Regions from separate parts of the Homo sapiens genome. Here region 1 is linked to region 2. The links are chromatin contacts, found by Hi-C or POLR2A ChIA-PET in ENCODE. All regions are on one chromosome and are shown on one strand. Each heading gives the region's core, a stretch centred on a gene start or an enhancer-like site at or near the end of the contact. The rest is flanking DNA. Distances are from core to core; before and after follow the strand shown.

Region 1 (6,457 bases), core at 1,376-3,875, 93 kb before region 2:
GGTATATGGTTTGCAAATGCTTTTTCCCAGTCTCATAGGTTGCCATTTCATTTTGTTGATTGTTTTCTTTGCTGTGCAGAAAAGGTTTTGATGTAGTTTGATGTAGTCCCATTTATTAATTTTTGCTTTTATGACCCAGGCTTTTGGCGTCATATCCAAAAAATCATTGCCAAGGCCAGTGTTAAGGAACTTTTCCCTTATGTTCTCTTCTGGGAGTCTTTATGGTTTCGGGTATTATGTTTAGGTCTTTTATCCATTTTGAGTTGATTTTTATGTATGGTATAAGATAAGGGTCCAGTTTTGTCCTTTTGTGTGTGGAAATCCAGTTTTCCTAGTACTGTTTATTGAGGAGACTATCCTTTCCCCATTGTGTCTTCTTAGTGTGCTTGTGAAATATTAGTTGACTCTATAGAACCATCTTCTTTCACACTTGGATTTTTAAAGGAGGGTTGGGGGAGAAATAAAAATAAATGAATGCGTAGAAATAAACTTTAAAAAGATTTGATAGCTGTTGATGTTGTCAGTGGACACCAGGTTGGGCAGGGGAATTAGATTGTTGCAGATTGTTCATAACCTAGCCACGTGGTTCGATTATGTTAAGCACATAGGCATTAATAAGGGGGAGAGAAGGCTGTTTATTGGTTAAAGTGGACAAAGGAGGAAAATACATGTGGTAGAAGTTGTCCACCCTCCTCATCCTCCCCACTCCAGTCCTCTGGTCCCATGAGTGAAATATTTTATCAGTCTGAGCGTTCTCCTTCCTGGATAGGCAAGGCTGCTGTCATTGAGATGTTTTTGACCTCTTGGGTGTGACCTGACTCCGCTGGGTCCCTGCCAAGCTTCTCCTCAGAGAGAATTGAATCGATCAGGTTGGGTCTCAAAGCATGGTCCACATGGGAAATGATGGGCCAACCACAGCTCTCTGGTTTTTCTTCTGCTAGCCTTTTTGCTGCTCTCGTTCATCAGAAACAGCAGACCAGCGTTGGTCCATTTCTTCAAAGCTCCTTAATCAGAAGTAGAGGATTAGCTTTCTTTGGCTTTTTTCTTTTCAGATCTTCTTAAAGTGTTTTACTTTGTATGGCGCAACCACTTTATGTTACTTTGGAGGTAAAGTTTAGCTGACTCCAGGAGTCAAGCCGTGTTTTTATGGACAGGTATGTGTGATTAGTATGAAGTTGTCTTGTGCATAATCTATGCAACAAAATACACTTAGTATCCAAACCTAATAATACAAAGGTGGATGCATATCCCTTTTCCATGCTGGATACTTGCTCTTCTTTTCCTACCTCTTCTGAGGAGATAATCACAGAACTTTAAGAAATAGCCTTTGTAGCTGGGTGCGGTGCCTCACAACCTGTAATCCCAGAGCTTTGGGAGGCTGAGGCAGGTGGATCACAAGGTCAAGAGTTTGAAGACCAGCCTGGCCAACACGGTGAAACCCTGTGTCTACTAAAAATATAAAAATTAGCCGTGTGTGGTGGTGGGTGCCTGTAATCCCAGCTACTCGCGGGCTGAGGCAGAGAATTGCTTGAACCTGGGAGGTGGAGGTTGCAGTGAGCCGAGATCGCGGCACTGCGCTCCAGCCTGGGCGACGGAACAAGACTCCATCTCAAAAAAAAAAAAAAAAAAAAAAAAAAAATAGCCTATGTAGGAAATTCTTTTGATATAGTAAGTTTTAGAAAGCAAATATACTACAATGAAATAATACTAAGCAGTATGTTAAACTATGGGACATTTTTATTTCTTCAAGGATTATAACACTGGGGGATTATCAACTTTCTAATGAAAAAAAATAATAGCACGTGTAAGATTGGACCTATTTGGATAATTAAATATTAATGAAAGAAGATGTGACTTTTGATTTTTAGCCATGAATTTTTAAGGGACTTCTATTTGAAGACATGCTGAATTGTTTACTAAATTCAGGAAACAGTTACAGATTTTCAACCCTGTGCTGAGGCAACGTGCAGGTGCTTAGGAGACAAAAGAGAATGGGCCCCAGGCCTGTCTCCCAGGGGTTCACAGACAGTAAGTGTTATCGTGGAGAAACCTGTTCATGTAACACAGAGGAGGGATCAGTTAGTTTTGTCTGGGGTGTTAGAGAAAGAAGAAGAAAGGAAATGACTTACTATGTAAGGACCACAGTTCTATGGCTGAAGAATCTGAGCCATGTCCAGAATACTTAGCTAATGACTTCCTCAGGAGAGAGAAGTATACCGCTATTTACTTGTACTGAGGACTTTAATTTGTTGAGATGCTTTTATTGCTTGATTTTCTGAGGTTAGGCTGTTTTATTGTTAGGTAGCAGCAGCCAGAGAGCTGTTTTCGGAGGGGATTTACTGTCACTGTAATGCTCTGGGGCTGGGAGACTTTTATTTACCCATTAACCTTTTACATTAAGGGAAAGCACACAGATCTTAGGTGTACTGCTTGATTTTTCCATATATATGCAACTGTTTAGCCATTACCCAGGTCAAGATAGATAACATTCCTATCCCTCCTGTGGCCTTCCTCCTGCCCCTTCCAGACAGTACCCCTCCCATTGTATCTTTATCACTGTAGGCAAGTGTTCCCTCTTTGAACTTGGTGTAAATGGAATCATGAAGTGATTCAGTATGTGCTTTCATTCTGACCACGTCTGTGCAACCATCCACGTTGTTGTGAGTAGCAACAGCTCATGTTTTTCCCACTGTATATATTATATGAATATACTTCAGCCTATCCACTTTACTGTTGACAGACATTTGGTTTTCCAGTTTATGGCTACTGGGAATAATGATGCTATGAATATTCTTGTATTTGCCTTTGGTAGACACTTACCAGGCATTTCTGTTAGGTATATTCTTAGGAGTAGGATTGCTGAATTGTAAGGGGTGTGTAGGTTGTTTAATAAAGTCTTCCAAATTGGTGGTTCCAGTTTACATTCCTACCAGCCATGTATGTTGCCACCACTTTTTCTTTTTTTGAATTGAGACGGGGTCTCACTGTCACCTAGGCTGGAGTGCAGTGGCATGATCTTGGCTCACTGCATCTGTGCCTCCCAGGCTCAAGCAAACCTCCCGCCTCAGCCTCCCTAGTAGCCCAGACTACAGGCACGTGCCACCACACCCTGCTAGTTGCCACCACTTTTAACCCGGTTAGAACTGCCTTTGTTCCTTACCTTAGTTCACATAAGCATCCCCACACCCACAGGCACTGTTTTAGTCTGTTCAGGCTGCTGTAACAAAATACTCTAAAACAACAGACACTTATTTCTCACAGTTCGGGAAGCTGGAAAACGTTCGAGATGAAGGTGCTGGCAGATTAGGGTCCTGCTTTCTGGCTCATAGATGGCCATCTTCTCACTGTGTCCTCACATGGCAGAAAAGGGCCAGAAAGCTCGTAGAGGATCTTTTATAAGGGCACAAATCCCATCCATGAGGGCTGTACCCTCGTGATCTAATCACCTCTTAAAGACCCCACCTCCCAGTACCATCACATTTGGAGTTGGGATTCCAACACATGAATTTTGGAGGGGAACAAACATTCAGTCTGCAACAGGCACCACAGCTGGAAATCTTCCTGCCTCTTTAAGATTCTTTTCTTTTACTTCATGGAGGTAGCTTGTCAATAGGGCTGGAAATGTCTCTGGAACCTGTTTTCTTTTTCAGTCCCCAGATGTCTTCATTTTTTTCTCACCTTCATGATGGCAAAGCCTGCTAATTGGTTGTTCTGTCTCTAGATTTTCTTTTCTACAAGCCAACCTCCACATGTTCCCCTAGAATAGAAAGATACATAACTAAAAGCACCTATCACAGTTTATAGGCACTTTAATGTGAATTGAATGGAAATCTGATTTAAAACTGGCTGTATTATACAGTCTAAACTCTTTTGCATAAATATGTATTGGAAAGAGTTAAGGAGTAATGATTTTTCATGCTATTGAGGATCTCATTTGGGAAAAATATAAATATATAAATCTCAATAGATGTTTATGTATGTATACACATATATACATACATGCATACATAGAAACTTTTTTCCTTTGCCTCTGCAGTGAGATTTGGATTACAAAAGAAGCTAAAGTACAAATGGATAACTCATGTCACATAAATGAATTGAGAGTACTGTCTGTTTAAGGATCTTTCAGTTTAGATTTTAAAAGTTTTGGTTGATAATAATAAATAACTCTTGGTTGGCACTTAACAGTTTATGAATGTGTATGTGTGTACATAAATGTCTGTGTTGCTTATTTAATTCTTACAATGACCATGTTCAATAGATAGTATTACAGTATTCTTTTTTGCAAATGAGGAAATAGGGTCTCTGATGAGCTGAACAGTCGTCCAGGGTAACATGAATTGTACTTGATGGTTTGGTAAAGATAACAAAGCCTTCTGAATTCATAGCCCATGGTCATTAAATTCATTTATCTCCTATCTGTGTATGACTTCTGCAGATAAGCTCTGAACTTAAGTTTGTGTGTATAATATTAGCCTATTGGTACAACTGTGTATTATTAATGTTGTTTGTTTTTCTCAAATTTAAAAGACTCTTATCTTTTTTCATGTTATAAAAATGGCATGGTTTTTAGTAGGAAACACAGCAGTAAATAACAAAGTATAAAAAGCCATTTTTTAAAAAATCACCTGAAATCCCACCATTTTGATAGGTGTTACATTTTAATATTTGGCAAGTAAAGGACTGCTGCCTTTTGCTACCTGAGATCTTATTTTGTATCATTGTATCTTCACTTCATTAGGAAAACAGTTCTTACAGAAGCTCATCTCTGACTTGATTTTATTTCTGTGCTGGGGTTGTTTGCTAAAACTTGAAATAATCTTAAATGAAAACACAAAATACAAAATAGCATTCTCATATTGATGATTCCTATATGTGTGCAGAAGCTAGGAATTTTAGTGATAAAATTAAGTTCTTTGTTGCTATGCATCTTAAATATTTGTTTGCATTTCAAAGGAACATATAGTACAGTCAAATGCATGGATTTGGAGTCTGACAAGTTTAGGTATCAGCTCTGGCTTCATAATGTCCTAGTTGTATGGCATTGAGCATGTTTATCGATTAATACCTACCTGATAGGGTTGCTGTGAACACCCAACAGTGCAAAAGTAGTTGTAGTTAGTAATAATAATAGTGCTGTATTAAATGCATTTTTTACTCATGATATTTTCAATTTATGGTGGGTTTATTGCAATGTAAGTCAAGGGTATGGGTAATGATGGTGCTTTATTTCTAGTCAGCAGTAATTTGTTTCCAGATAAAGTAGAGATCTGAACTACAACAGTGGTAATACTGAGTGTTTCCATAGGATTGTATAGACTCTGCATTTTTTTGAGTGAAACAGTTGTTGACATAGTGTAAGGGTTGACACATTGTATTTTTGAACTTCTTGGAATCTGCTTAATGGCAAACAGGTTGCTGAGAACCGAAGGTCTTAGCTGCAAAGTGAGCATACATACACAGCCCTGCAAAGCTAGGTGCATACCAGACAAGTGAATAACATACTAATTATTATCCTACCTTGGTAGTAATAGAATTGTAGCTTCAGGCACTATGTAAGACCTAGCTTTTTGAGCTGGCAAAATAGTGATTACTATTTTTAGTTCAATTTCTGCTCTTTAAAAAAACATAGTATACTACTTGCTACTCCTGGATGGTTTTATGTATTTTAATTAATGTTATCTTATTGCATTTGTACCCTGAGGCTGCTTTAGTGAAAGATATAATTTCAGAAGGCTGATGAAATTAGATAGGTCTGACTAGGAAGACTCTGTTATTCATATTTATGGTTATAAAATATTTCGGGTACATCTGTGTAAGACATTCTTGTGCTATAAACATACAGACACTGTTGTGAATCAATTTGCCTTAGAGTGTGGTAGAGTAGTTACAGACCAGTATAGTAGCTCTAGTGTGGGGGTGATTTGTTGTTTTTGTTGGGGGTGTTTTTGGTATTAAACATGACTTTACATTTTTCACTTGAAATCTCATCGTGCAGTGCTGTGTAAAGAAATGAAAGTGATTCTAAACCAAACACACACAACACTCCTCAGCTCTATTACTTTATAGTCAGGCTTAACACATTCTGATGGAATTGGCATGAAGTACGTGACCAGGTAGAAATCAGCTTTATTTGGTCTAAATGACTAGCCGGTTATAGGGCATGGAAAATCTATTTTAAATCACTTTCCAGAGCCAAATGCAATTAAGATGTTGCAATAAAGTGAAGGCCAATTCTCTGAGAAAGAAAGAAATACTATTTTGAATGAAAAAAATACTATTTTATTTGACATAGTCAATAAAGAAGAAAAGCTATAATAAACTATTTATAATGATAATGTGCAGAGCAGAGTTTTCTTTGAAATGGGAGTTAAGAATTACATAAAGGTGTCACAGAGTGATTGAACAGTTACTATACAGCATATTCCCTACCTTAAAGGTTAGGGTCCTGAAACCC
Region 2 (6,733 bases), core at 883-3,382:
CTGTAGTCCCAGCTAATCCAGAGGCTGAGATGGGAGGGTCACGTGAGCCCAGGAGTTTGAGGTTGCAGTGAGCTATGATCACACCATAGCCCTACAGCCTGACACTTGAGTGAGATCCTGACTCTAAAAAAAAAAATTAGTAAAAATAAAGTTGATGTTACATGTGAATATTTATATACGCAGAAGGATGTTTACAATGTACCCTTAAGGTTAAAAAAAGAGAAGGTTATAATGCAGAAGTGTACTGCACATAAATCTGATTTTGAAGAACTAGTTAAGTTACATGGAAGTTAATGGGAGGGGACGGGAGGGGAGGGGGGAGGTGTCTTTTCTGATATTTATTAAAGTCATAAGAAAATGTTTCTGACTGCTCTTTGAAAACTGTAAGGGATACTTAAATGTCTTGGTGGTTTCTTTTTGGAAAAGCAAACACACAATTTTAGAGAAAATTCAGAACCCTAGACAACCTCCACACTTCTTTTTAACCTCTGTCCTTTACTTTCACTTTTTTCTTAATTGCATGTGTCTTCAAAGTCTTCCTTGTTTCAAGCATTTCAAGCAATTCAGAAAATTGATTGTTTGAGGTAGATTTTTGGAAACTTGAGTCTATAATGGTGATAAAATATAACCGTACCTTCAAAAAAATTAGCCATGGATTGTTTTAAAGGAAGTAAAATTTGTATTTTATTATCCTACTTAATGCATGTCCATGTTTGGTTTTATGTCAACCCTAAATGAGTATGCAGCAAGTTTTTTGGTAACTTTTTCCACTTAATAATAAATAATGCATATCCATGCTAATAAGTATTTACCTACAGCATCACTTTTAGTGAAAGGGAAACAACTGGATCTTAGCCTTTTGTTTAATTTTGGGCTGTCCTGGCTTTCAGTTAGAAAGGAGTGTAAATATGTGGAATATATGGCATAGGTTTTTCATGTGAGAACAGAACAGAAAAGGATTCCCCATTTAGAATCTTTATGGTGTTTACTGTAGCCAGACATATTCTGAATAGGAGGCTCATGGGTCTGAATATGTGCTCAAAATGGTAAGTGTCACTGGCTGACAGGTGCTGTATATAAAGCTTTGTGTCTTCTTTGGTCCCTTTGTTATATTATACAAGAGCGCAGGTGACATATTCCTCCTGCCGAGCTGTCTTAATCAATATTTCTGTGCCTAAGGGAGGATTTTACCTACGCATTTCTTTCTCCAAAGAAACTCCAAATAGCTCAGATGAAATGATGGTTACAGAAGGAACACTGATAGATTTTGGAATATAATTTATTTATGGAGCAAACTACAGTCCAGGTTAATTGGAGATCCAGAATGTTTTATAAACCTTTGTGTGCATTCTTAATTTTTAGTTCATTTATTGAGCGAACATTTGTTGAGCAACTATTGTGTGCCAGGAGCTCATTATTCAAAGATGAATGAGATATGTCCTTCCTTTTAGGGAACTTAATTTGAGTTTCAAAATTAGATTTAAATAACCTTTATGTAGCATGTACCATGTGAAAAGCAGTGGAATGGACGTTATATTCTTAGACAAGATGTTCAATGACTACAATTCGATAATGATATTTATTGACCTATACCTTTCAAAATAAGTTAGGAATATAGTTTTCTAATTTTTAAAGGTTTTTTTCTCCCATTATGATTTTGGTACCTGCTGCTACTTTTTAAGTTAAATTAGGAAATGGAAAAAGGAAAGTTAAACAAATTACAAATGTTTAATTGGTAAATGTAGAGAGTGGTTTTGAAAACATGGATGTGTGTGTGTACACACGTTTTATATTTGGAAGCCTATATGCATATAGTGTCATCATTTTTTTTCTAGTAGAATATTTCTTAGTTCACATGATACAATTAAATATATTTATCAAGATTTCTTGGTATTTTGCCCTTAGAGTGACTCTGTCGCCCAAGTAAGTTTGGAAGCCATACCGTTAAGCACTTGATGTCCACAGGAATTCTAGGGGTGGGCGTTATTGAAACTCGGGGGAAAAGTAACTTGCTACCTTGATACAGTTAGAACATGTTTGAGTCAGCCTTCCAATTATGATGCATCTCACTACAAAGCCCTGCAGTATCTTCCTGACTCCCATGAGCTGGTGGTGAAAGCTGATTCAAGAATGCTGTAGGTATGCAAAGGACGAGCAGTCATTTCAGCTGAGAAATCAGGAAGTATGTTCACTGCATTGAAGAGCTGGAACTGAAGTATGACTTGAGGGCTGAGTGAGAAGACAGAAAGTAGGGAGATAATTGAGGCTGTAGAAAAAGCATATGCCAAGGCATGGAGGAATGGGAACTCATGGCATATCCAGAGAGTGGCAAGAACTCCACCGTGGCTGGGGTATGGAGCGTGGAGAACAGAGTGGACCCTGAGATCGAAAAGGTGCCAGAGTGAGAAAGGTCACACATGTGCCATGCTAGAGACTTGGAGTTTCTAAACAATAAATAGCCATCCAGAGTTTTAAAAGGAGAAATAACTAGATGGGAGTTTTATAAAGATCACTTGGGCAGTAGTGTGGAATATCATCTGGAAAAGAGAAAACTGGAGGCTGGAGACCCAGGGCCACCATGTGAGGTTGTGTAGATTGTTCACTGCAGAAGTGTACGTGTGAGCAGCAGATGGGAGGACTTAGAACCACCCAGCACACTTGTCATCAAGCTGTGCACTCATGGGGCTTGGCCTGCCTAGAGAGAGCACCTTTTATAATTTACACAATGGGATGATCTACTTGCTTTTAATTGTTTTAAAAGTAATAGGTATGATTAGATAAGATGAAACAGTGTCCCCTAGGGCCTAAGAGTCTGGAGGTGGGCATACTAAGCTATTGGCTGTATGTCAATGGGCTCGTTCCCTGTCCTCTGAAAGCCTATTTCCTCATCTTTAAAGGAGAGTTAATAATAGGTTCTGACAGGGCCCTGGACAGACCAGTTAAGAGAAGGGGTGAAATATGAGAGATGGAGAAATGATAGATCTGGGACTGCAGGCTGCTGCTAGCTGTTGTTTAGCCCTGAGAGTGTGCTGGGAACTGTACTAAGAACTTTGCCTGTTTTATTTTATTTAATCTTATATCTGCTTTCAGCAGTGGATGTTATTACCCCATTTTCAAGATTTTGAAACTGAGCCCCTGGCAGGTAAAATAACTTGTCCAATGTCACACAGCCAAGGAGTGGCATTGTCACTACTTGAACCCACCACTGTAACTGTCATGTTTATGCTCTTAACCATTTTGCCACATTTATAAGTGATCTTTTCTGTTTCACTCCTTTAATATCCTCCTTGCATCCTGTGTTGTTTTTAACTTGAATTGATCATATTTATGTAACATTTTATTTAATTTGCTATACTATAAGATCCCGAGGGCTGGGGTCAGGTCTCATGAATTTTTTTGTCTTTCGTAGCACCTTGCTTAATAAAATATGGCAGATAACACTCAATAAAATGTGGTTGACAGAGGCTGGGTGCGGTGGCTCATCCCTATAATCCCAGCACTTTGGGAGGCCAAAGCAGGCAGGTCACTTGAGGTTAGGAGTTCGAGTCCAGCCTAGCCAACATAGCGAAACCCCGTCTCTACTAAAAATACAAAAATTAGCTGGGCGAGGTGGCATGTGCCTGTAATCCCAGCTACTCGGGATGCTGAGGCAGGAGAATCGCTTGAACCCGGGAGACAGAGGTTGTGGTGAGCCAAGATCGCACCACTGCTCTCCAGCCTGGGTGACAAAGGGAGACTCCCTCTTAAAAAAAGTGGCTGATAGAATTAATAATCTCTAAGATTCCTTCTGTCTTCTAAAGTTAAATAATTTTTCATTCTATAGGTAAAGCTTCAGTTGCAGTTATACAGTTAAAGTCCAGTAGAACTTAAAAAGGGCTTCTTGGATGTTAGTTTGGTGTTTGGACTGATGGTTAAAGTTTCAAGAAATTCCTAATTGCCATTTTATCTGAAAAATAATTTGTGACTTGCTGTCAAAGACTGAAGCGAAGAGTAAAGTGTACTTCTTGCAAGCCCTTTTTGGAGGCTATAAAGCTATGCTTGCTGCTTCATTGCTGCAGCAGGTATAAAACTCCAATGTCATAAATGATATTTTTGAGTTCATAAAAAATATTACATTGTCACTCATATTAGTAAGGACCTCAGTCTCTAAACTCATGTGGAGCCCCTTGGGCCAATGGTCACTTGTTTTTTTCTTCTTCTTATTTTTATTGACAAATAAAAATTGTATACATTTATAGTATACAACATGATGTTTTGAAATATGTATACATTGTGTCAATCCTAAATTAAGCGAATTAACATATGGATTACCTCACATAGCTGACAGTCACTCTTGTTTGGTGCCTGCTGGAGTCAGATTTAGACAACAAAGTGACAGTTAAGGGCAAGTGACTGTCAGATGCCCTGGAGTCAGACTGACTGTATAGGTTTGGATTCCATCTCTTCTGCTTATGAACTTTTTTTTTTTTTTTTGAGATGAAGTTTCGCTCTTGTTGCCCAGGCTGGAGTGCAATGGCACAATCTTGGCTCACCGCAACCTCCACCTCCCAGATTCAAGCGATTCTTCCGCCTCAGGCTCCCAAGTAGCTGGGATTACAGGCGTGCGCCACCACGCCCAGCTAATTTTGTATTTTTAGTAGAAGTGGGGGTTTCTCCATGTTGGTCAGGGTAGTCTTGAACTCCTGAACTCAGGTGATCTGCACTCCTTGGCCTCCCAAAGTGCTGGGATTACAGGCATGAGCCACCGCGCCCGGCCCTTCTTACGAACTTTTTAACCCTTGGCAAGAAAAAAATCTGGGAAATGAGGATGGGTAAGAAAACAGGTTGTGATCATAGGTTCATGTACCTGGTTCATTAGGAACTTAGGGAAAAAAAAAATCCTTATCCACTTGGAAGCCACTTTTTGCTCAGATACCCTTAAAAGGAAGCCAAAATTGTGAACTTGTAGGACAGAATTTAGCACTTCAGCGTTATAGCCTATGTTTATCTCAGGATGACCCTTTGCTGTTTTTAAAGCAGAGTTCACGTGCTCTTGTAACTACTGACTGCATCTACTCTCATGAGCCCTAAGGAGGTAGTTTAGGCTTTGCTTCATGCTCTGTGTGCCTGAGTAAAATAGGAAATGATGGCTTTTAAGAAAATGGAAATTATTACTTGAGATCAACATTTCATCTGGGCTTTGAAAAACTCTGGGGTTTCTTTCATCTTCCAGGAGAGCAGCACAACTGAGCTGTGAGAAAGGAAACCAAACCCTAGGGAAAGTTTTATAGCTCGTTTCTGCTGATGTTACTGGAAAAGAGGAAGGTAAGGGCCTCTAAATAGCTCTCGTAGCCTCAGTCGACAGTAAGTTCAGGTGTTCTGGAAATAGAACACAGGGGAGCTCTTTATCCCCATTGGCCTCTGCTTGGCCTGAAGGAGAGGGTGAAACAGCAGCAGAATGGATCTCTTAAAACATTGTTGTACAGCAAAAACAAATGTATTCCCACAGCAGAGTTTCATATTTTCTTTCATGAATTTAAAGTTGAACAGAGGCCGGTGATATTTTTCTCTTTTGAAGTTTTACATCTTAGATTGCTGTAAGAGCAAGCACAGTTGAATGAAAACTCTATTCAGACCAAGTACTTTTTTTTTTTTTTTTTGAGACGGAGTCTCACTCTGTTGCCCAGGCTGGAGTGCAGTGGTGCAATCTCGGCTCACCACAACCTCCGCCTCTCGGGTTCAAGCGATTCTCCTGCCTCAGCCTCCCGAGTAGCTGCGAGTACACACACGCGCCACCATGCCTGGCTAATTTTTGTATTTTTAGTGGAGACGAGGTTTCACTATGTTGGCCAGGCTGGTCTCAGACTCAGACCAAATCTTACTCTTGTTGTCTGTAGCTGCTTAGTTCTGCGCTTTAAACTAAGGGCAAACTTGGCTCCTGCATTCTTGACAGTGAAAAGCAGGAGCTAGGAATGCCGACTTTAAAAACCCACTTCCAGGTTTGCCTCCACCCATTATGTGATTCCTGCAAGAAAGCTTCAGTCTGCTGTAAGCTGGTAATCCCTTAATACTTTGATACTTTGGTAAAGCAAATAAGATCAGATTATATAACTTTTCCTTTTACTTGTGAACTAATTATTGTTTTCCTGCATTTAAAAGCAGATGTTAAACTCCTCCTTTGATGTTCAACAGCAGACAGACTCTAGTTGTGCCTTACAGCCCTTGATGCATGTCTGTTGTTTGAATGAAGATCAGCTTTGGCAAATTAGATTTTGATGGCTGCATTTTGATCTGGACCATAGAAGAGAATGGCAATTTATTCTTTTATTCAACATTTATTGGATTCCTGCCTGGCCCTTTACATAAATTGTGTTCAGATCTCACAAATACCAGAAAACCTTGCAAAACATGTCTATTTTATAGATAAGAAAAAATAGAGCATAGAGAGTGGTTAGAAAACTTGCTCAAGGTTACTTACCTTGCTGTTAAGTTCCTGGGTATTTGGTTGGATTTTTTTGCTGACCTCAAACCTGTTACTATATAGGGGCTGCCTTTTAAGAGGACATAATCAATGGAGCAAAGATCTTGAGGAGCTGGGATTAAGAAAAAAGTACTTAATATATAATCACAGTGTTGTGGAAGAAAGAAATAATCATGAGCCCCTCATTCATTCATTTACTCCGCAGATATTTATGGACTGCCTGTGTTGTGCTAGATAACTCTGCAAGGTGTTGGTGATTCAGTGATGGGAAAG

Evidence for each region. Hi-C counts contacts between places; a loop is a spot of excess contacts on that map. ChIA-PET counts read pairs that join two places held with the same protein, here RNA polymerase II (POLR2A). Pooled maps may share reads with other maps.
Region 1: a map with no recorded cell type shows a loop between it and region 2 (2.2-fold over the local background). The contact joins two enhancer-like sites. A Hi-C loop is called at or near these places in 2 of 37 single-sample maps with no recorded cell type and 4 of 50 pooled maps. POLR2A ChIA-PET finds 5 or more read pairs at or near these places in 3 of 52 experiments (AG04450, MCF 10A and endothelial cell of umbilical vein).

The regions. Positions count from the first base shown.
Region 1 is chr4:41,185,424-41,191,880 of GRCh38, reverse strand. The region is part of intron 1 of APBB2 (amyloid beta precursor protein binding family B member 2); the gene reads left to right. Among named protein-coding and RNA genes, the nearest start is that of APBB2, 26 kb to the left of the region's middle. RefSeq lists an enhancer at 2,275-2,354. Within about 2 kb of position 2,625, at least 2 of the 41 ENCODE cell types and tissues checked have a DNase peak (open chromatin) inside an H3K27ac peak, as active enhancers do.
Region 2 is chr4:41,091,595-41,098,327 of GRCh38, reverse strand. The region is part of intron 3 of APBB2 (amyloid beta precursor protein binding family B member 2); the gene reads left to right. Among named protein-coding and RNA genes, the nearest start is that of APBB2, 120 kb to the left of the region's middle. RefSeq lists an enhancer at 2,674-2,833. Within about 2 kb of position 2,132, at least 2 of the 41 ENCODE cell types and tissues checked have a DNase peak (open chromatin) inside an H3K27ac peak, as active enhancers do.